Regions from separate parts of the Homo sapiens genome. Here regions 2 and 3 are each linked to region 1. Evidence: chromatin loops called from intact Hi-C (ENCODE). Cell type or tissue: mammary epithelial cell. All regions are shown on one strand.

The links. Peaks named below come from ENCODE experiments on the same cell type or tissue, not always from the same donor. Only the 100,000 strongest peaks of a DNase experiment are listed, where the experiment ranks them.
Region 2: it touches region 1 in a loop (2.9-fold over the local background); 1 of 110 quality-filtered maps calls a loop at or near these places.
Region 3: a loop joins it to region 1, with 6 times the contacts of the local background. A loop is called at or near these places in 1 of 110 quality-filtered maps.

Annotation. Positions count from the first base shown.
Region 1 is chr4:150,298,010-150,306,009 of GRCh38, forward strand. LRBA (LPS responsive beige-like anchor protein) reads right to left here. Exons shown (of 57, transcript NM_001364905.1): 53 at 4,616-4,783. Among named protein-coding and RNA genes, the nearest start is that of DCLK2, 220 kb to the left of the region's middle. In mammary epithelial cell, a CTCF peak has its summit at 53 (motif pointing right); a DNase peak (open chromatin) is centred at 4,682; H3K27ac peaks cover 788 bases.
Region 2 is chr4:150,670,434-150,678,433 of GRCh38, forward strand. All of the region lies in intron 37 of LRBA (LPS responsive beige-like anchor protein), which reads right to left. Among named protein-coding and RNA genes, the nearest start is that of MAB21L2, 92 kb to the left of the region's middle. In mammary epithelial cell, no CTCF peak of the experiment used is centred here; no DNase peak of the experiment used is centred here.
Region 3 is chr4:151,081,854-151,089,853 of GRCh38, forward strand. No RefSeq gene overlaps it. Among named protein-coding and RNA genes, the nearest start is that of RPS3A, 14 kb to the right of the region's middle. In mammary epithelial cell, no CTCF peak of the experiment used is centred here; no DNase peak of the experiment used is centred here.

The DNA of each region.
Region 1 (8,000 bases):
AGTACCAATTTTCATGTTTCCCAACATTAAGTCCCCAAATGCATCCAGCAGATGGTGCTCTAGGACACCTACTTACAGAGAGTAATATTGTTTATATTACATCCACCTAAATTTTGGCAAGACAAAGAATAAGAATTTATCAGTAGCTTCAGTAAAACATACTAGGCTTCACAATAAAAAGGACATAATTCCTAAATATGTGTACAAAAATATGCATACACATAAGCACATGTGCACAGAGGCAGCCAGTAAATAATTCACACCTGGACATGTTATGATACTACTTTTCTTACAGACTTGATGAGTAGTCTATGTGTATCAGTAGTATTTATAGTCACATGGCAAGATCATTCTAAATTCATTAAAAAAAATTTAGAATGCCTTAAAGTTAGAATTCATTTTTAATTATAGCAGGAATGTCTCATTAGGGTGATACTAGTAAAATTAACAACAGTAGGATTTACGGTAATGACTTAAGTGATTGATGAGCGTATAACAAAATGAAGTTTTAGACAGAGAAAAAGCAGGGCAGCTATGGCATACAGTACTTTAAAAAACAGCTCTGTGGTCTGTTAGTGCTAGCCTTATGGTTAATAAAACCTTCTTTCTAATTAACGGTGCTGAAATATTCTTAAAGAACAGAATCTTGTTGTTATGAAGAAAAGTTAGGTTTTTTTCTCAGTAGACGCCAATCCCATAAAGGAGAAAGCTGACATAGATTAGCATGTCTGATTGCAATGAGGAAAAGAAAAAAAATGCCACCTTTCAATCAAATCAAAACCAGAATGCGAGAATGGAAAATGTATTACTGAAATACTACACACACAAATCTGTGCAACACCCTCACAGTTAGCAACCATTTGCTTCTGAAGCTGATCGAATGTGGCTTTAAAAGATATTATTCAGATATCTAAAAATACCTAATAAACATTTAATTTTTTAAATCCATGTTTATGAATATAAAAGTGAATAAATAATAACTGTTTTGTATATATTCATCTTGCTTATCTAAATAAGATCATGTCAAAGTTTAAAGTATTTATTTATCAATGGAATGCACTGGGGAACATTTTCTCCAAAATTTAAAAATGTACAGTCTGGAGAGCATTATTCTGAAGGTGAAATAACTATCTCAGGAAAAGCACTTTGGTGACAAGGCTCAGTCCTAAAACACAGAGTACTAGGACAAGGAGAGAGAGATGCCATGCTTTCATGTACAAAACATCTCTCAGTGAAATATTCTTGGTTAATTTCATTTTTTAAATCCCTAATTAAATGGAATCCTATATTCATTTTTCTTCTCATTGAAAAAACTGCATTCCACAGGAGATAATTATTACAAAACAATAGAGTCAAAGATGAAAAACTATCTGGTATACAGGAAAATAAGCCTTTTGCTATGTAGTCTAGGCAGGCTTCATAAAACATTTACACTTTTTAAAGCCCCAAATTACAGTATTTATAGGTTTTACACTTGATCTTAGCCAAAAGGCTGAGAAGCGATGTATTTATAGGTTTTATCCAGTTTGAATTAGCCTGAGATTGCCAAAGCAGTATGTATATTAATATTAGATAATATGATATTTTTAAAACTTTGTCATACAGCTATCAACTTTACATATAACATCAATATTAGATATGGAAAAAACAGTGTATGTAGGCTTATGACCCTAGAAAGTAAAATGACTACCTATTCCCATGATTTTTTAAATAAAAAAACCCTGAGATAGACCTATAAAATGCAGAAAAAGCAATAACCTGGTTTTCTTTTATCTATTTTCCCTTCAAGAAAGAAAAAGTCTACAATAAAAAATTTAAAGTTGAGGTATTAATGTGCATTTATAGAACATATTGCAATTATATGTATATACACGCTTCACCACTTCTTAAAGGTCATTTACATTGTATCTAAGAGGTACAATATAGGAATACACATAACCTAAAACCCTTCATCTGAAAAGCTCTGACTTCAGCAGCTGCATTGTGGAACCATCAATGAGCCAGAGGCTTATAAAATCCGAACCAGCTTGCATGAATGTTTGAAACAGTTTACACACGGTAACAATGTCTTTGTTTTTGTTTGTCATTTTCTTTTGAAAAGCGTAGATTGCATTTTCCATTTTTCTATTCTAATATGTGTAAATTCTCATTATAAGAAAAAGTGCCTATTTGTCTTTCTCCTGGATTCATCTTTCAAAGCTGAAGCAAAATTAAATCGGGGCATCAGACATTATACAGGGGCTTGAAAGGATAAGGTTCACTTTGAGAAAGGTAATTTAATTCAGTCAAGATACATTACAATTTTCTAAAATTTTTATTAGATGTGCTGTTATATTATTCTTTTATTGTTTTTCTTTTCATTGCTAGCATTACTAGGAGGTAATGTCCACCATACTGCAGACAATGAGAGGGTATAGATGAAGTACGCTATGAAAAATATAACATTATAATATTTACTCTAATGCCAACAAGATGGTGTTTTGTGGTGATTTATTTGCTCTAATCATCCTGTGCTTCTGATAACACCTTAACTCAGTTCTGTTGTTGCTTTCATTTTACAGACAAGACAGAAGGACCACAGCAAAGCTTGGAACTTAGATTTTTTTTTTACTACAAACCCCAGGATTTGTTCAGTCCTACTTAATTCGTTTTTTAAAGGCCATGCATGTAAAAACAATCTCTAGGTTGAGTTACAAAGTATTTAAACATATGAAAATATATTTAAATGTATACATATATCATGATATATATCATACTTTCTTCCTTTGCGAAGAGCTGAAAATTCCTAACTTTAAGGCATACTTAACTTTCTGAAATGCAATAGTAATTACATACAAGTGTAGCTAATAGGTCTTTAGCTGCTTTTTAGAATACACATTGGTAATGACGGTGTATAACATAGAGAACATGATTAAGTAAAATAAAACAAGAAACCAAGAACCCAAATATCTATGTGTGTTCAGATTTCTTTATGTGCATGAAATACCTTACATTTTTAAGGCAAGAAAAAGTTCTTAAATATTTTGAGATAAATAGCAAAATGGTAGATTTATTATCAATTTTAAATATAGGTTTGCCTGAGATAATTGAGTGAATCTCGGTAACTGGATTTACAGAAACCAGAAAAAAGAAATTGAAAGGAGTCACTTATTCTAAGAGGACAGACAGGAAGAAGGACCAGAATATTGTGTTCATGATGAAAAGAACATGGTACTTTTCAAAAGAATATGAAAAACAAAATCCCTGAAATTTGCATCTTTGTAATTTCTATTGTAATTACAGAGATGTCTGTATAAATGTGAAATACATGTACACCTACTCCCCGACATATACACACACTACAATTTGATCACAAAGTCTGTATTATCAATAGCATCACAGGCTTAACATTATTTTTCATATCCTATTTGCATAGGAAATTATCCCTTTTTTGATTAAAACAGGAAATATCTATTAGACGTTCATTGAATAAAAACTGTATTTACCTATCACATCAAAGTCTATAATGTACATAATAAGAAACAGCTTTGAAAAATACTTCACACACACTTCTTTTAACATTATACTAGCATTTGACTAAATGTTTTGAAAAAAAGGTTCATTTTCATACAAATATTATACATTTAAGAACAGCTTTGAGAAGTCAATCCAAGATATGATGGACTTAAACATATTTAGACCATTTCACAATCTGGGGTGGAGTGACAGAGCAAGGACCGGGTATTCAGGTAAAGTCATCAGGAAGAATGTGATCCTTCCTTAACCAAATACATTGCAACTTGCCTTAAATTAAGAAACTGTAAATATTTAAGAGCAGTTAAAATGCTCTACCTTCTGAAGTAAAAATCTAAAGCTATTCTTGCAGGAATTCTACAGTGTTGTCATAATCATTTTAATTAAATTCTCATTTTTCAGGTGGTCCCTTTAATTGTTTTTTCCTACTTCTTAATGTGTTTTTCTAAAGCCATTTCTTTTCTGCAGCTGTGTGCGATTGGTTTTAATGGTAGCTGCTTCCTTTTTTGCCTTCTGTGAATTACAATTTTAAATGGTTACACATTTTTTGTTTTACTGCCTTCAGCATAGTTTCATAAAGATGTTTAAGGCTGTTGGTGAACATTTTCATTTCCCATCTGAAAAACCAAGAGCCAATTTGAGTATTCCACATTGGCCTTTTATGACCTGTTTTATCTTTTTAATACATAAATGAAAGCATAATTTTATCAAGACTAGTTTGTTTCTATGAAATTATTATTTTTATTTTGTTCTTTTAAAATATGAATTCAATAAACAAGGTAATATGTGATTGCTCTTTTATGCTGTATCTTCATGAATAAAAACTACTTTATTTGGTGACAGCTATTTCCAATGAAGAACTAGAATTTTTGGATCATAAGAATAGCCTATAATATGAAACATAAGATTTCATGCTTAGATTTTAATTATCAATGGTCACAAAATTGATAATGAGGCTATTTGGATCATTCTTAAATTATAATAAATAAAAAATACTTGATAATCCTGTCTCACTTTTACCATAACAAAAAGGTAACTTTACTGCAAAATGTTATTCTCTACATCCTTGTAAAAGTTTACTTAAAAAATGAGTCATACTTACTGCCTGGGTTATCTCCAATCCCACTGCATTTTCCATTCCAATACCACAGCAAAAGAGTTGCATCACGTGACCCTGAGAGAATGTAGCAATTTCCCCCAATATATGACTCAGAACGAGCAAGGCAAGTGACGACATCCCAATGGCCAAACACCACTTGGATCAATCTTCCTGTAATGCAAAACAATTTTCTTTAAAAATGCTATTAAAAAAATAAAAATTCTAGTGAACAGATAACTTGTAAAACAACGAAGCTATATGAACTCTGATGGTCATAATTCAGATTTTATAATAATTTGACATGGTCCAACCTAACAGTTTTCTTTGCATGCTAACAAGAACAACAAAAAAACAATTGAAAATTGTTAACATTTTTGAAAGGCATGTGTTAAAACTATTTCAACAAATAATACTTGAGGACCATGGCACTGTATCATTACAAATGGCTTCTATAAATTACAAATGAATCATGTTTACTGATTAAAGCAGGCCCAGGAGAACCCTTTTGGAACCATTTTAACACTTTCTTGAGTTACTCTATATGATTCAAAATTAAACTTAGTTGCTTTTCTGTAAAAGTACTCATAATTTAGATGTCACTAATAAAAACCTATTTCTGATTTACTGAAGATTTAATGTATTTCTTGTTTTAAGTGATCTATACAAAGACAATATAAGACACTTTGGAGAGCTTCTACCTTTTCAAATCAGGATTATATGGAAATTATGATGAAAGAACTAATATATTGTGATTGCAATTTGAGCCAGGTGATTCTTTGTCTTAATTTTCTGATGAAAATTCCTTGAGGGTGAAATCAAGATGGTAATGACTGGGGACAAAGGAGAGGAACCCAGTAAACTTACTATATATCTAGGGCTTCAAACACAGAACAGTTGTTCATGTAAAGGTGTCAGAAAAAAAGTAAAGCCCTCACCCTTTTTTGTTATTTTTATTTATTTATTTTTTTGAGGCGGAGTCTCGTTCTGTCGCCCAGGCTGGAGTGTAGTGGCGCGATCTTGGCTCACTGCAAGCTCTGCTTCCCAGGTTCACGCCATTCTCCTGCTCAGCCTCCCAGGTAGCTGGGACTACAGGCACCCACCACCACCACGCCCGGCTAATTTTTTGTATTTTTAGTAGAGACGGGGTTTCACTGTGTTAGCCAGGATGGTCTCGATCTCCTGACCTTGTAATCCACCCGCCTGGGCCTCCCAAAGTGCTGGGATTACAGGCGTGAGCCACCGTGCCCAGCAGCCCTCACCCTTTAAGAATCTTTGTTTAACCAGATATGGTGGTAGTAATTCACACAAACTTGTCTAAACAATTAAATAGCTGTGACAGACCCCCATTCCATCTTTAGAATTTCTAGCTTACATATTTCCTTTGAAATGTCTACAGAGTCTACAGATGAATGCCATACAATGTCTACCCTTAATATTCAGCATGGCTTTCTTTTTCTTTAAATAAGTTTTTATATTTCGATTATAAAATATAATTCCGATGTTCAAGAAAAAAAGGCTACTAAGCTGAAAATTAAATTAATATGCCTAAATAGGTTATGTGTTTAACCCGTAATACATTGTAAACTTCTTAAAAGGTTAAGGTCCCAAGTACTGGCATATCAAGTGTATTTAACTTTTCAAGATAATAAATATAAGATAATATTTACATTAAATTTTTAAAATTCTTGATTTTAATAAATCTAAGGCTTATTATGAAGGCTGAAAATTTAGAAATAAAATTCTGAAATATTATCTAAATCAGATGGAAAAGTCAAATACATGTTTTCATTCATGAGTGGCAGTCTTGCATATAGCCTACTTCTAATAAATTTAAAATCAGATTCACTTCAATCTCAAGTTGCAAAACTAATATAGTACTTTTTTTCTCCTGTGATTAAGGGAGAGCAGACTTCAAAGCAAGTGTCTCTAGCTGCTAAATGTTCAAGATGTTCACTTTTGAATTTCTTCAGCCTTTTAAGTTGACACCAAAACATTTCATTAAAAAATAAGCTTATATCAATAAAGAATAAAAAAGAATCCAAGACCTTCAAGAACTAAAAAAAATTGAGCAAATTAAATGTGAAATATATAATAATTTTTACTTCATTTCCAATTTACATGACAAACAGAATGTGGAGGTTCAGTGGTAAACTGGCGGGGATCAGATTACACGCAGGCCTTACATAGGATAAGACAAAAGTTAGGTAGCTGAAAGCAGTCTTATTAATAACTAGAAAATCAAAGGTTAAATCCATGTATTTTAACTACTGAAAGAAATACATCATATATACATCATACATCATGAATACATCATATAGTGATGTGATCATAGAGTATATATATGACTTCTGCTTTAGCCTATGCCTAAATGCTGAGAGCACATAAAATATAGGTGTGATTTAAATAGATTATGTATGGGCAGGCTTATTTCAGATTTGAAACCCAACAATCAGTGGGTTGTAGGAGTGAGGAGGAGTGAAATAACTAACCAGGTACTTGAGGTAGACGACATAGAGGAAACCCAGGTGTTCTTAGTGCAGTAGGAGGCTTGCAAAGAACAGCTATTCACTTGGTAACTTAATTTCCAACTCATGTGAGGACAAAGGGAAAAAATGTAGCTGTAAAGGTGGGATGGATTAAATATAGGGGCAGAGTTTTACAAGAGTCACATGGTAATTCTCATGAGTTGAAGTCACTGCTCTGTTTCTCCAATGTCAGTGTAAGGAAACATACATTCAGTCATGGTGGTTCCTTTTCAAAATTTTTAGTGTTTTGATTGTTTTCCAAAAAGTTATCACAATTAGTTTTCATTCAACAAATACTTAGCACCTATTAAGTGCCAAGCATTAGGCCTTCTTACCTGTATACAGTGGTGAACAAATAGACATGGTCCCTGCCCTCATAGCCTTTACAGTCTTGTGGGGCAGACAGTCATTAAACAAACCCAGACTGGTATATAATTATGAATAGGGATGAGTATTATAAAAGAACAAGGTTGGATTAATGACAATAACAAGATAGAACAAATTTACACTGGGTGTCAGGGAAGATCTAAATGAGAGAGTGACATTTAAGCAGTTACATCTAAAGGGTTTTATATGTTAACACAAATTAACTTTATTCTTTACAATTTATACTTTGGGCTCAACTCTGGAAAACATTATTTTTTTAAGTTTACTTTTTCCTGTTCTGGCAGCCTTCCTCAGCAATATTTGTTATTGCTATAAGGTTGAGGTTCACTCCTCCTAAATAAATCACAGCATATAAATACCTGCTGCTCTTTTTGGTAAATTATTTTCTGATAATCTTATAAGTGTTCCTCAACCTTTATTTTTTGTTTCCTTTAATACCAGTCCACCTCTCCACACACTAATATCAAATATTACCA
Region 2 (8,000 bases), 370 kb after region 1:
TGACATGCTGCTACCCATTTTTGAGTACTTCCTTACCTTCTGGCACCACAAGATAATCTTATAGTTGCCCTTTCCTAGCTCTGAAATCAGCCATTTATCCAAAAAGATCTAGTTTTTTAAGTTAACAAATGGCATACAGAAACTAAGATTTGGGAACTAGGTTTGCATTTTATCATTGGTTGTCACTGCTTCTATGTCTTCTCAGGAGACAGGGCTAGGTGATATAAGTATGTATGCTAATTGTGCATACTAACACATGTATATGTAATTGTTTATATCATCTTTCTATGTGTGTACACATAACAATAAATTCACATTGATATTTCATTCCAATCAATCACCACAGGATTCATTCTAGAGTTTCCTCTCCTTATTTGTAACTCCTTTCTCCAAAAGAAAGAAATCTTGCTTTTACTATCCAAAATATATTTACTTATTTGCTCTAATCCTAGGATACATATAAAGGAATTTTAGATTCATTATCTTTCTCCCCCACAATTATTGGAGCAATTATGCTGTTCATTTGTAATGCTGTTAGATTTTCACTTTGTCCCACAACATAGCTGATGTGTGTGTGTGTGTGTGTGTGTGTGTGTGTGTGTGTGTGTGAGAGAGAGAGAGAGAGAGAGACAGAGAGAGAGATTAGGTTCTAAGAGTCCAAAGCATACAAAAGGTATAGTCAGAGAACTGTCACTCCCCTTTCATTGCTTGTACTCTGTTCCCATTCCCCAGTCCTTTCCAGCACATTCTCACCTACCTGCTGCAGATAATCAATATTATTAGTCTATGATTCAACCCTTCCTGTATCTCTTTTTGTACAAATCAACAGCTAACAGTTATTAAGCATTTACATGGTATATGTCAGACACTGTTCTATATGCCTTTCTACATATTAGCTCCTTCACCTTTCACAAGCACCTAAGCTTCAAGAGTGTAGATGCTCTGAAACATCGTTTTCATCTAGGAATCTTTTCCTTTTCGTAGGTGTTCTTGATTGCCTCAGATATACCCAAGAGATATTCATTATAGAATTAGAGAACTAAATAGTACATTGCCAAGTACTAGATTTTGTTCTGATGATAATGATTTAACATGTGATAACAATTTTTATTTCCTCAGGTAGTTAATTCATTACAAATCAGTCACTAAGTACCCATAAAAGTACATACAATTTCTCATTTGTCACATTTATTCTCACAATAGCACAAGGAGACCTGCATGTAGGACAAATAGCATCCTTACTTTACATGAGAAAACTGAAGAACCTATAAACATAAAAAGGACTTCTGTGCTCCCACTAAAACCCTGGTAAGTAAGTTCATAGAAGGCTTGAGTCTTCAGGAAGAAGAGAGAGACAGAGACAAGGGCAGCCAGCAAGAAAGGGAGGAGAGTGAATCAACACAGGGAAAGCAAGGTCTGAAATGAATGCCTGAGTACAGACAACTGACAATAGACAACTATTGCAAATTGTTGATTAGCAAGGCAATATGAAGGAACTGTTTAAGGAAATTAGCAGTGTGTAAAATGCAGCAGAGGATAGAGACAACAAGGTGTAACATTTCTGGGAAATCTGAATGTATAATATAAAGCATTAAAGTACCTTTCTAACATCAATTTCTAGGAATGCTCATTTTGTTAGTCAAAAGCAATTACAGGAAAATCCAATCTTTGACTATTTAAACACAGTGATTTTTACCATTGACCATATTAGGATAAAATGGGGAGCTTCTTAAAAATACTAACTACCAAGCCATTTTCCAGACCAATTAAATCAGAATCCTGGGAAAGGTGTACAGGCGTCAGTACTTTTTTTAATAATCCCATGGTGATTCTAATAGACAGCTATAGTTCAGAACCAACACATCAGTAGTAAACATTGACAAGAAGATGCCCATATGTAATAAAGTTTCGATTTTTTCTTTTTTTTTTTTAGAAGATACTCTCTGTTGACAGTGAACATTCTGCTTTTGCAGAAGTATATACTTACTAAGGTACCATAAACTTCAGAAATGTAAAAGTAAAACTAAGAAAATGTACATCTACAATTTCCTAATGCATTTTTATAAATAATTGTAGAAAAGCAATTTTTCATATATCAATCCTTTAGTATTCTAAAGTTATTATAATTTATTTTTTTTAATTTTTTGATAATAAATACTCCGTATTAAAAATACCCTCTCTGGAAATTTTCCAAATTATCATCTGGATCAGAGATATAAGTAACAACATTCTAAACACACAATGCTATAGGACTGGTTTAGCATGATACCAGGGGAAGCAGAAAATAAAAGGAAATCTAAACTACACTCAAAGCAACAATCTGTTAAATTCTAAGCTACGTGAGGACAGTATCCAAGTCTGTCTATTCTACTGTTATATACTCAGTAATTTGCATAAAGCCTGGCACATAATAGGTGTCCAGTAATTCTTAGTTCCATAACAAATCTATTTTGAAAACTTATTTAGAAATGCATCAACGGAAGGAAGAATGAAAGGAAAGTAGTAAGGAGAAGGGAAGGAAAAGACCCTTGGAATGACGAACAAATGACTGACTGATTTAGTCAGTCATTCTCAAAATGGTGAAGTGGGAGTCAGGAGAGTAGGATTCTGAGTCTTGGCTTTGCCAGAAAACCAGTTGTATACTCTTAAGCAAATCATTTAAGTTCTCCACAATAACTTGCTCATCCATAAAACAAGGAGAGGCATAAATGACTTCTCTCATGACCTACAGTGTTGAAAATCTCTATATATCACTGTATCAGATATTTTGAAGGAAAGTATACATTAATCTAAGTATTATTTTTTAAGACAGAAAAAAATTGACAAGAATTTACTAAACCGAAAATTTTAAGTAAAAGAATTTCTAATTCGGCATATACAACCAAAATTTCTAATTACATATTTGGTGAAAAAAGATAAGTCATTGTATATCCAGCTATTTCATATTTAACTCCAAGTTTTAATTCTCAGTTATCCACAGATAGAGGAATAAAACATAAGGAAAACTCATAACAGGAATTCTCTCAGTATTTTCTCAGATGTATTTTTCCCAGCAAAAGTTAAAAACTAAAGGAAAAGTTGCAAGAACACTTAAAAAAATAAATCCTACATCTAAATTTCCCACCTTGCTTACATTTCAGTACATTTGCTTTATCATGCTACCTCTTAGTCTCTCTTGGCATATGTGTGATAGACATTATTTTTTTTCTGAATCAAATGAGAGTTAGTTACAAATATCATGACACTTCAACCTTTATCTATATTTATTGACTAAGAACAAAGATGTTTTCTTATATAATCACAACACAATTATTACACTTCATAAACTTAGTATTAACAATTCATGTGGTTGGTTTTTAATCCGGGTCCAATCATGTATCACTTTCATACTAATATTTGAATAATATTGTGTTATTTACTAAAAATTAATTATACTTTTAAACAAGATAATTCAATACAAGACAATGAGAGTTATAGGGAGGCTGGACAATGCCAGAAAGAGTCATATATTATGATTTAAGAGGTTAGGTTCCACTTCCCTTTTATTATAACAAGCTGCCATTGGAACCTATCTCCTTAATGGGCTGGGGAGTGATTTTCATATTGTGAGATGCCTTGAGCAGCAGTGAGTAAGAAACCCATGAGCTTTCGATGTCAGCTAGGATGGTTCCTTTTTATCCATTTTATATATTGGGGTTCTAACTAAGAACAGTATTTACAAAAAAAAGTAATTTTTGTGGTGTTTTGGTTTTGGGGTTTTTTTTTTGCATAAAAATGAATTTGAAAACAGGCTAAAGAAGTAAAGGTAAAAATCATTAGGTAAAAGAGTAGGGAAAGGAAAGAGAAATCAAATTCTCAACAGAATAAGAATGATCCTGACCCAAGTATTTCAGAATACAAAAAGTCAAACAGTCACAGCCTTTTATTGTTCACCACAGTTGAAGTAGCAAACAGTAAAGTCTAAAAAAAAAAAAGCTTTATTACTTGAAAAACCAAGAATGCTTCTGAACCTTCATTTATTCCACTGCAAAACAGAAATAATAATATACACTTCACAGGGTTGTTGTGAGGATTTAATGAAATAATGTTTGTAAAGGGCTCAGTAAATCCCTGGCAAATTGTAAACACTCAAAAATAAAAATTAAAAAACATCCTAATACTGTTGGGTGAAGTGGCTCATGCCTGTAATTCCCAGCACTTTGGCAGGCTGAGGCAGGAGGATCACTTGAGGCCAGCAGTTTAAGACCAGCCTGGGCAACACAGTAAGACCCCATCTCGACAAAAAAACTTAATTAGTCGGGCATGGTGTCATGTGCCTGTGGTCCCAGCTACTTGGGAGGCTGAAGGAGGAGGGCTGCTTGAGCCCTGGAGGTCAGGGCTTCAGTGAGCCATGTTTATGCCACTGCACTCCATCCTGGGCAAAAGAGCAAGACCCAGTCTCAAAACGAAAAAACCACAAGAACAAAAACCAAACTAATACCAACTACTAATATTAAGAAGTTGACTGGGTGTAATGGCTCACGCCTATAATCCTAGCACTTTGGAAGCCAAGGTAGGTAGATTGCTTGAGCCCAGGGGTTCAAGACCAGCCTGGGCAACATAGTGAGACTTTGTTGCCCAGAAAGAAAAAAAAAATAGCCAGATGTGGCATGAGCCTCAGGGAGGCTGAGTTAAAAGGACTGCTTCAGCCCAGGAGGTTGATGCTACAGTGAGCTGTGATCTGCACTCCAGTCTGGGTGGCAGAGCAAGACCCTAGCTCAAAACAAAAAAACAAAAAAACAAAACAGAAGTTGCATGATAGTTATGAGTACAGGCTCTAGAGTCAGAATGCCTGGGTTCAAATGTTAACTACTCAATATACTAGCCTTTGGATCTTGGTCAAGTAACAAACTTTTAAAGCTCTAGTTTCTTCATTTGTAAACTTGGGACAATTAATACTACCTATCTCATTGCTCTGTTTTTAAGATACGATGAGATAATCCTTATAAAAATACTTGGCACAGGGCTGGGCGCGGTGGCTCATGCCTGTAATCTCAGCACTTTGAGAGGCCGAGACAGGTGGATCATGAGGTCAGGAGTTCGAGACCAGCCTGGCGAACATGGTGAAACCCCGTCTCTACTACAAATACAAAAAATCAGCCAGGTGTGGTGGCACGTGCCTGTAGTCCCAGCTACTCATGAGGCTGAGGCAGGAGAACTGCCTGAACCCGGGAAGTGGAGCTTGCAGTGAGCTGAGATCCCACCACTGCACTCCAACCTGGGCGACAAAGCGAGGCTCCGTCTCAAAAAATAAATAAATTAATTAAATAATTAATTAAATAAAAATACTTGGCACAGTGTCTGGCTCAAAATTAATTGCTCAGTAAGTATCACCTATTATTCACATCACTATTATTATAATTATTTAAAATACTAGCATATCTAGCCTAGATATTAACATATAAAGCTCTAAATTTTATTTTCTAATTCTTGAATAAACTTTTAGAATCACACAATCTTAGAGGTGAAGAGGACCTTACTATCCAATGAACTTATTTTAATAGTAAGATTGCCCATATATTTGCAGTAAGTTATTTGTGTTAACATCTCCCCTCTTTAAACCTCAAGCTCTATGCAAACAGACTATTACTTTCTTCTCACTTGCAATTTGTCTATAATGAATGTATATGAAAATTATGATCTTATTTTTTTTTAGCTTATTCATTGTCACATAACCAGTTAATGACAACGGCTGAGAATACAAAGGCATCAAACTGCACAGTGCTCTTTCCATAAAATCACACTAATCTTGTATTAGAGAAAGACAACATTTTAAAAAAGCCCTTTTATAACCTCCAAATATATCCTTGTTTATGACCATTTACAGTGAAAAATTATAATCATTGCTTTTTAAGCTATTTATTTATAGTTTTTCACTTTTCTATTTCCCCTATTAGAGAAAAAGTTACATGAAGGCAAGCGATATATTTGTCTTATTCATATTGATTTCTACAGTGCCAAAATGTGCATAGTAAGTGGTATACAGCCAGTACTAAATAAATACGAAAAGAAGAATTGTTCCAATAGGCAGGAGAAACAAAATTTGAAACGTCAAATATCAGCTATTATAACAGCCTACAGGGTCCTGAAGTAGAAGCAGCCCTGTCAACAAACTTCAAGGCTGGGCTAAATTATTGCTGTGGTTCTCAAGTGATTCTCATATTGGGATTTTTTTTTTAAGACTGTTTGGTTTCACTCTAGACCCATATAAAACCATAATATTTTCTCAAATTCCTTAAATAATTTTATTTGCTCCCAACCCTTTGGAATACTTCTGAAAATTTCTGGTTATAGCAAAAATTACTACAGAGACTTAAAAGTTCAAGCACCCCCAAACTACAACTTCTAGTTATCTGCTGAATCTCAAAATTTTCTCATCTACTCAGAACTTAATTGTCAAAGAAAAGTGTTCTTTACAAACAGAAACCAAAATTCCCAAGTCTGTATTATCTATAGTACATCTCTTTTCAGACATACTCTACTTCTATTACACTCCTCTTAATCTCTGAATCAATCTTATCCTTCATAGTTTACAACTAGTTATGATAAAATATTTTGAATTTTATTTTTCAAAATTTATTACTGCTTTGGTTGAAACAAATATTTCTCAGTTCATACAGCATAATGAAAATTTTAAGACTAATAGTTTACCTGACCCCCCAACCCCCAAAAATGATTTCTTTATGACATACTGTAGGTTCAGTACTATGCTAAGAACTACAGAAATAACATAAGGCTAAAATCTTATAATCTACACACAAAACAAAGAAATAGAACTTACTGTCAAGTACTAAATTCTGCAATATAAATTGATTATAAATGCCACAGAAGATAGGAGGAAAGAATATCAAGAAAAACTGGAGACTTGAAGAAAAACTGCATAATGAGACTTGCAGGATATTCCAAAAATGCTACAAATTTTTTAATGTTTCAATGAGCATATGTGCAACAACTTGAATTTATTTTTCAATTTGTTTTTATTTACTTTTGTAATATATTGACTAATGCTGACACTTGGATGCCATAAGTTTATTTTATTCCTTATGTCTTTGAAATTATACAAAAATATTTTACTCAGAATTATAAAAAGCACATATTCAATTTTGAATATGGCAAAACATGTTACTTGCCAATGAAATTATGTGGTTTTTTGCTTTATATTCATTCTTTGAAAATGTAGTTAACCTGGCATGGTGGTTCCCATTTGTAGTCCTAGCTACTCAGGAGAGGCTGAAGTGGGAGGATTACTTGAGCCCAGGAGTTCAAAGTTGCAGTAAGCTATAATCACGCCACTGCATCCAGCCTAGGTAACACGACAAGATCCCATGTCTTAAAAAAAAAAAGAAAAAGAAAAAGAAAAAAGAAAAGAGAAAAGTGTATAGTTCTCTGATTCCCATATGTTCAGTATCAGGCCTGTAATTAGTACATCACAAATATACAAAAGATAATATTCATACATTTTTCTAGCCATTAAAAGTAGAAATAGGCCAGGCATGGCGGCTCACACCCATAATCCTAGCACTTTGGGAGGCCGAGGTGGGCAGATAATTTGAGGTCAGGAGTTCGAGACCAGCCTGGCCAACATGGTGAAGCCCCATCTCTACTAAAAATACAAAAAAATCAGCTTAGCATGGGGCACACACCTGTAATCCCAGCTACTTCAAAGGCTGAGACAGGATAACTGCTTGAACCCAGGATGGGGAGGTTGCAGTGAGCTGAGATCCTGCCACTGCACTCCGGCCTGGGTGACAGAGTGAGACTCTGTCTCCAAGAAAAAAAAAAAAAAAGAAAGAAAAGTACAAATAAGGTTTGACTAATAATAAAAATTCAAATCTAGTGCCATAAGTATGTATAATTATATGACACAACTATACTGTGACCATATAATACATACTACACAAGAAAAAAATGGCTCCTCAGTATCAGTACTGCAATATGCCTCTGTGGTAGAGACAGATCCC
Region 3 (8,000 bases), 780 kb after region 1:
TGATTTTCCTATTTTTTTTTTTTTTTTTTTGGAGACAGGATCACTCAGCCTCTGTCACCCAGGCTGGAGTGCAGTGGTGCGATCTCGGCTCACTGCAACCTCCGCTTCCTCAGGTTCAAGCAATTCTCATGCTTCGGCCTCCTAAGTAGCTGGGATTACAGGCGCACACCACCACGCCCAGCTAATTTTTGTATTTTTAGTAGCGTTGTGGTTTCATCATGTTGGCCAGACTGGTCTCCAACTCCTGACCTTAAGTGATCCTCCCACCTTAGCCTCCCAAAGTGCTGGTATTACAGGCATGAGCCACTGAGCTCGATCTGACTTTCTGTATATAAAATGATGTCAACTGTGAATAAAGGTAGTTGTACTTCTTCATTTCCAATCTGGATCCTTTTTTTTTTTGCCTTATTTCCCTGGCTAGAGCCTCCTATATAATCTTGAGGAAGTAGTGAGAGTAGACATCATCGTCTTGTTGGAAGTATAATTGACAAATAAAAATTATATATATTGTCAAGGTGTACAACATGATCATTTAAGTATACATATATGTGAAACAATTGCCACAATCAAGTTAATAAACACATCCATCCATCACCTTACATAGCTCTATGTGTTGGGGGGTTGGGGGGCGGTGAGGACACTTAAGATTTACTCTCTTGGCTGGGCACGGTGGCTCACGCCTGTAATCCCAGCACTTTGGGAGGCTGAGGCGGGTGGATCATGAGGTCACGAGATTGAGACCAGCCTGACCAACATGGTGAAACCCCGTCTCTACTAAAAAAAACAGAAAAATTAGCTTGGCGTGGTGGCATGCGCCTGTAATCCCAGCTACTCAGGAGGCTGAGGCAGGAGAATTGCTTGAACCTGGGAAGCGGAGGTTGCAGTGAGCTGAGATCACGCCACTGCACTGCAGCCTGGTGACGGAGCGAGACTCTGTCTCAAAAAAAAAAAAAAAATTTACTCTCTTGTCCTTGTCCTTGCCATGATCAGGACTAAAAAATAGAAAATAAAAAAAGATATACGGCCGGGCATGGTGGCTCATGGTGGCTCATGCCTGTAATCCCAGCACTTTAGGAGGCCAAGGGGGGTGGGTCACAAGGTCAGGACTTTGAGACCAGCCTGGCCAACATAGTGAAACCCCATCTCTATTAAAAATACAAAAAATTAGCTGGGCATGGTGGCGGGCACCTGTAATCCCAGCTACTTGGGAGGCTGAGGCAGAAGAATCGCTTGAACCTGGGAAGCAGAGGTTGCAGTGAGCCAAGATTGTGCCACTGCACTCCAGCCTGGGTGACAGTGTGACACTCAGTCTAAAAAAAAAAAAAAAAAATTTCCTCTGGTAGCAAATTTCAAGTATATAATACAGTATTAACTATAGTTACCATGCTGTATATTAGCTCCCCGGGATTTATTTGTTTTTCTAATTGAAAGCTTGTACTCGGCTGGGCATGGTGGCTCACGCCTGTAATCCCAGCACTTTGGGAGGCTGTGGGGCAGGGCGGGTGGATCACCTAGGTTAGGAGTTCAAGACCAGCCTTGCCAACCTGGTGAAACTCCATCTCTACTAAAAATACAAAAATGTAGCTGGGCATGGTGGTGGGTGCCTATAATCTAGCTACTCAGGAGACTGAGGCAGGAGAATTGCTTGAACCTGGGAGGTGGTGGTTGCAGTGAGCTGAGATTGTACCATTGTACTCCAGCATGGGCAACAAGAGTGAAACTCTGTATCAAAAAAAAAAAAAAGAAAGAAAGAAAGTTTGTACTCTTTGACTAACTTCTCCCCATTTCCCTTTTTCTGATCTTAGGGAAAAGTCATCCCATTTTTTACCATGAAGTATACTGTTAGGTGTGGGTTTTTCATAGATGCTTTTTATTAGATTAGGGAAGTTCTCTTCTATTCCCAGTTTAGGGGTTTTTATATGAAAGAATGTTGAGTTTTGTCAATGCATTTGATATGATGTATTACACTTACTGATTTTCAGATATTAAACCAACTTCATATTCTTAGGATAGATCCAACTTAGTCATAGTTGCTGTCCTGTCTCAGCCTCCCGAGTAGCTGGGATTACAGGCACGCACCACCACGCCTGGTTAATTTTTGTATTTTTAGTAGAGACTGGGTTTTGCCACATTGGCCAGGCTGGCTGGTCTCGAACTCCTGACCTCAGGCGACGCTCACCTCGGCCTTCCAAAGTGCTGGGATTACAGGCATAAGCCACCACGACTGGCCTATATATTTATTTTAAAGAGAAGGGGTATTGCTATGTTGCCCACGCTAGCCTTGAACTGGGTTCAAATAATCTTCCTACCTCAGCCTCCCTAGTAGCTGGGACTATATAGTCATGCACCACTAGGCCTGGCAAAAAAATTTTTTTTTTTTTGGTATTGTCAGGGTCTTGGTCTGTAACTCTTACCTTTCAGTGCTCTTACTTTTTTTTTTTTTTTTTTTTTGAGACAGAGTCTAGCTCTGTTGCCCAGGCTGGAGTGCAGTGGCACAATCTCAGCTCACTGCAACCTCTGCCTCCCGGGTTCAAGCGATTCACCTGCCTCAGCCTCCCGAGTAGCTGGTATTACAGGTGCCCACCACCACGCCCAGCTAATTTCTGTATTTTTAGTAGAGATGGGGTTTCATTGTGTTGGCCAAGCTGGTCTCGAACTCCTGACCTCAGGTGATCCGCCCACCTCGGCCTCCCAAAGTGCTGAGATTACAGGTGTGAGCCACCACCTCCGGCCCACTATTATAGCCTCCTGAGTAGCTGGGATTACAGGCACGCACCATCTTGCCCGGCTAATTTTTGTATTTTTGTAGAAACAGGGTTTCACCAGTTGGCCAGGCTGGTCTTGAACTCCTGACCTCAGGTGATCTGCCCGTCTTGGCCTTGCAAAGTGCTAGGATTACAGGTGTGCGGCCCCGCGCCTGGCCATTTTTTATTTTCTGTATATAATGATGTTTTGAAATCTGAAAAAACTTTTCTGTCTAGGGTGATTGCCCATGCCAGGGCTAGCCAATTCTTTTTTTTTTTTGAGACAGCATTTCACTCTTGTTGCCCAGGCTAGAGTACAATGGCGCAATCTAGGCTCACTGCAACCTCCGCCTCCCGAGTTTTTAAAGGGGTTTTCCTGCCTCAGCCTCTTGAGTAGCTGGGATTACAGGCGCCCACCACCACGCCCGGCTAGTTTTTTGTATTTTTAGTAGAGATGGGGTTTCACCATCTTGGCCAGGCTGGTCTTGAACTCCTGATGTCAGGTGATCCACCTGCCTTAGCCTCCCATAGTGCTGGGATTACAGGCGTGAGCCACCACTGTGCCCGGCTTTTTTTTTTTTTTTTTTTAAGACAAAGTCTCACTGTGGCCCTGGCTGGAGTGCAATGGTGCCATCTTGGCTCCCACCTGTAACCACCACCTCCCAGATTCAACTGATTCTCGTGCTTCAGCCTCCCGAGTAGCTGGGATTACAGGTGCATGGGACCGGGACTGGCTAATTTTTGTATTTTCAGTAGAGTCAGGGTCTCACCATGTTGGCTAGGCTGGTCTCAAACTCCTGACTTCAAGTGATCTGCCTACCTCAGCCTCCCAAAGTGCTGGGATTATAGGCATGCCCTACTGTGTTCAATCCCAATTATTTATTTTATTTTACTTTTTTGAGACAAGCTCACCAAGTTACCCAGGCTGGAGTGCAGTCGTGTGATCATGGCTCACTGCAGCCTCAAACTCCCAGGCTCAAGCTATCCTCCCACCTCAGCCTCCCAAGTAGCAAGAACTACAGGTGCACATCACCAAGGCTAATTTTTTTTTTTTAAATCTTTGAGACGGAGTTTCACTCTGTCGCCCATGCTAGAGTGCAGTGGCGCTATCTCAGCTCACTGCGACCTCTGCCCCCAGGGGTTCAGGAGATTCTCCTGCCTCAGACTCCTAAGTAGCTGGAATTACAGGTATGCACCACCACACCTGGCTAATTTTTGCATTTTTAGTAGAGAGGGTGTTTTGCCATATTGGCCAAGTTAGTCTCGAACTCTTGACCTTAGGTGATTCGCTTGCCTCAGCCTCCCAAAGTGCTAGGATTACAGGCATGAGACACCAAGCTCAGGCAATTTTTATGGTTTTGTAGAGACGGTGTTTTGCCATGTTGCCCAGGCTGGTGCCAGTTAAAGATAGCAAAGAACTCAGCTGAGAGCATGCTTTCTATATGCAAACTAACCAATCCAGAGCCCCATGGCCTCTATCTATACCCATGCACCAGGCCTTAACCATTTACTCTGCCCTGTCGTTCTACAAAATCCCAATAAAGGCTCTAGCCTTGGTTTCCCAAGCTAGAATTCAAACCCAATTCTAGCTTCTGCCACCTGACCCAAACCTGGTGCTTCCCCTGTGACCCTGCATGGTATGCAGTGACCCCCTCTTCAGGACCTGTAAGTATAATTATCTATTTTCCTGTGCATCTCCTTTATCTCCTCTTGTGGCCACACCTGACTCATAATCACATAAAATAACACGGAACACAGGTACTGGAGGATAAATACCGCAGAGTTTTTGCCCAGTGGTTCACATAATGGGGACCCCAGACTAGCAGCATAGGTACCACCTGAGAATTTGTTAGATGAAAAGGTTAATCTTTGGTCGGGCACGGTGGCTGACTCCTGTAATCCCAGCACTTTGGGAGGCCAAGGCGGGCAGATCACCTGAGGTCAGGAGTTCAAGACCATCCTGGCCAACATGGCGAAACCCTGGTCTCTACTAAAAATACAAAAATTAGCTGAGCATGGTGGTGGGTGCCTGTAATCCCAGCTACTCAGGAGGCTGAGGCAGGAGAATCACTTGAAACCAGGAGGAGGTTGCAGCGAGCCGAGATCGCACCATTGCACTCCAGCCTGGGCAACAAAGTGAGACTCCATCTCAAAAAAAAAAAAAAAAAAGTTAATCTTTGAGGTCAAATTTGGGTTTGAATTCTAGCTCCACACTAATCCTACCCTGCAGCAATGTCGTGAGGACTAAAAGAGATTCAATGAGATCACGTAAATAATTCTACTACTGAAACCACCTTTGCAAAATTATGACTGAGACAGTGAAAGAGATCTAACTTAACTGACTCCATCTTGCTTCTAACCTCCAAGTTATCTTTGTTCATTCCTGGGCGTAGGCTGAACTAACTTTGGGAGAAACTTAGTTTACAGTTTAAAACAAAGACAGAGGCTGGGTGTGGCGGCTCACCCCTGCAATCCCAGCACTTTTGGAGGCTGAGGTGGGCGGATTACGAGGTCAGTAGATCCAGACCATCCTGGCCAACACGGTGAAGCCTGGTCTCTACTAAAAATAAAAAATTAGCTGGGTGTGGTGACGGGTGCCTGTAATCCCAGCTACTCAGTAGGCTGGGGCAGGAGAATTGCTTGAACCAGGGAGTCAGAAGTTGCGGTAAACTGAGATAGCGCCACTGCACTCCAACCAGCCTGGGCGACAGAGCGAGACAAAACAAAATAAAACAAACAAAGACAGTAATGGCCCTTTCCCAAAGCACTTCTCCTTCTTGCCTGGATTGCCTTTGTAGGACGAACATTAGCCACAAGATTAGAAAATACAGTTTAGGATTCATGCAGCCGGAGACTACAAGATTCTGACCCTCCCTAAACTGCTCCTAAAATCAGTGCTTGAGATATTTTGAAGACCCTGCTCTTGATGGATCAGCTGACACTACCCAGATGGATAAACTGGCTCATCTGATCTTGTGGCCTCCACCCAGGAACAGAAGACACCTTCGACTCCCTATGATTTCACCTCTGACCAATCAGAACTCCTGGCTCACTGGATTCCCCCTACCCACCAAGTTGTCCTTAAAGACTCTGCTTCCTGAATGCTTGAATGCTCGGATGCTCGGGGACACTGATTTGAGTAATAATAAAACCCCAGTCTCCCGCACAGCCGGCTCTGCGTGAATTACTTTTTCTCTATTGCAATTCTCCTGACTTGATGAATCCAGATCTCGACAGTGGTCAAGGTGAAAGCCATCGGGTAGTTACACTACTAGGTCAGGATTTCCACGATCTTTTCTTTCCCATTGCCATTGTGAACCCCAAATATCTGAGGCAGGTCTCAGTCAATTTAGGAAGTTTATTTTGTCCAAGTTAAGGACGCGCGTCCTTGACACAGCCTCAGAAAGTCCTGACGACATGTGCCCAAGGTGGTTGGGGCACAGCTTGGTTTTATACATTTTAAGGAGACATGAGACATCAATCAATATGTGTAAGATAGACATTGATTCCGTCTGGAAAGGTGGGACAACTCAAAGTGGGCAGGACGCTTCCAGGTCATAGATGTTAAGAGACAAATGGTTGCATTCTTTTGAGTTTCTGATTAGCCTTTCCAAAGGAGGCAATCAGATGTGCATTTATCTCAGTGAGCAAGGGGATGACTTTGAGTTCTGTCTGTCCTTTGTCCACAAGGAAATTCCCTGTGAGGGTGGTATGTAGCTTTTTAATCTTAGTAGCTATTTTTTTTTTTAAGGAATAGAATGAAAGGCAGGGGCTGGGTGGGGTGGCTCATGCCTGTAATTCTAACACTTTGGGAGGCTGAGGCCAGTGGATCACCTGAGGTCAGGAGTTCAAGACCAGCCTGGCCAACACGGAGAAACCTCGTCCTACTAAAGATACAAAAATTAACTAGGCGTGGTGGCATGTGCCTGTAGTCCCAGCTACTTGGGAGGTTGAGGCAGGAGGATCCCTTGAACCCAGGAGGCGGAGGTTGCAATGAGCAGAGATTGCACCACTGTACTCCAGCCTGGGTGACAAAGCAAGACTGTCAAAAATTTAAAAAAATGAAAATAAAAAGAAAGAAAATCAGGTTTTCAAGTAGTTCCCAGCTTGACTTTTCCCTTTGACTTAGTGATTTTGGGGTCCCAAGATTTATTTTATTTTCCTATCACACCATAATATAACAAAAGCTTCTACCTGTTTTCTCATTATTTTATTGTAACTACCAGAGGCTTAAATTACTTAAACTACTCATTTTAGCAATTATTGGGAAGGAAAAATGCACAAACAGGAATAGGAATAGAAAAATGAGGTTGCATGGTATTTCCAAGAAAAAGAGAAATTCAGTATGAGATCATTTTTCAAGGTACTCAGAAAAATTATTTGACATACCACCCTGAATGCTGGTGTATGCTCAAAGCCTGCAATGATAGCAGTTTTTAAAAAAATCACTGAAAAGTCTGGGCGTGGTGGCTCACGCCTGTAATACCAGCCCTTTGGGGGGGCCGAGGCAGGCAGATCACCTGAGGTCAGGAGTTCGAGACCAGCCTGGCCATCATGGTGAAACCCTGTCTCTAATAAAAATACAAAAAGGCCGGGTGCAGTAGCTCATGCCTGTAATCCCAGCACTTTGGGAGGTCGAGGCGGGCAGATCACGAGGTTTGGAGATCAAGACCATCCTGGCCAACATGGTGAAACCCTGTCTCTACTAAAAATATAAAAAATTAGCTGGGTGTGGTGGCACGTGCCTGTAATCCCAGCTACTCGGGAGGCTGAGGCAGAAGAACCCTTGAACCAGGGAGTCAGAGGTTGCAGTGAGCTGAGATCATGCCACTGCACTCCAGCCTGGCGACAGAATGAGACTCCATCTTAAAAAAAAAAAAATTGGCTGGGCGTGGTGACGTGCACCTGTAGTCCCAGCTACTGGGGAAGCTGAGGCAGGAGAATCACTTGAGCCTGGGAGGTGGAGTCTGCAGTGAGCTGAGACTGCACCACTGCACTCCAGCCTAAGCAACAGAGCGAGACTCTGTCTCAAAAATAATAATAATAAAAATAAAAATAACTGAAAAAAATCACCATTCTATGTATTTTTTATTTTACTGAGAGAATGCCAATAATCCTTTGAGGTGGGTAGGACAGGCATTACTACCTCCATTTTACAGGGACCTAAAACACAGAGGGATTAAGTGACTTGCCTGTGATTACAAAACTATTTGATGAGGAAGCTGGAATTGAAGTCATGTCAATTAATTACAAATT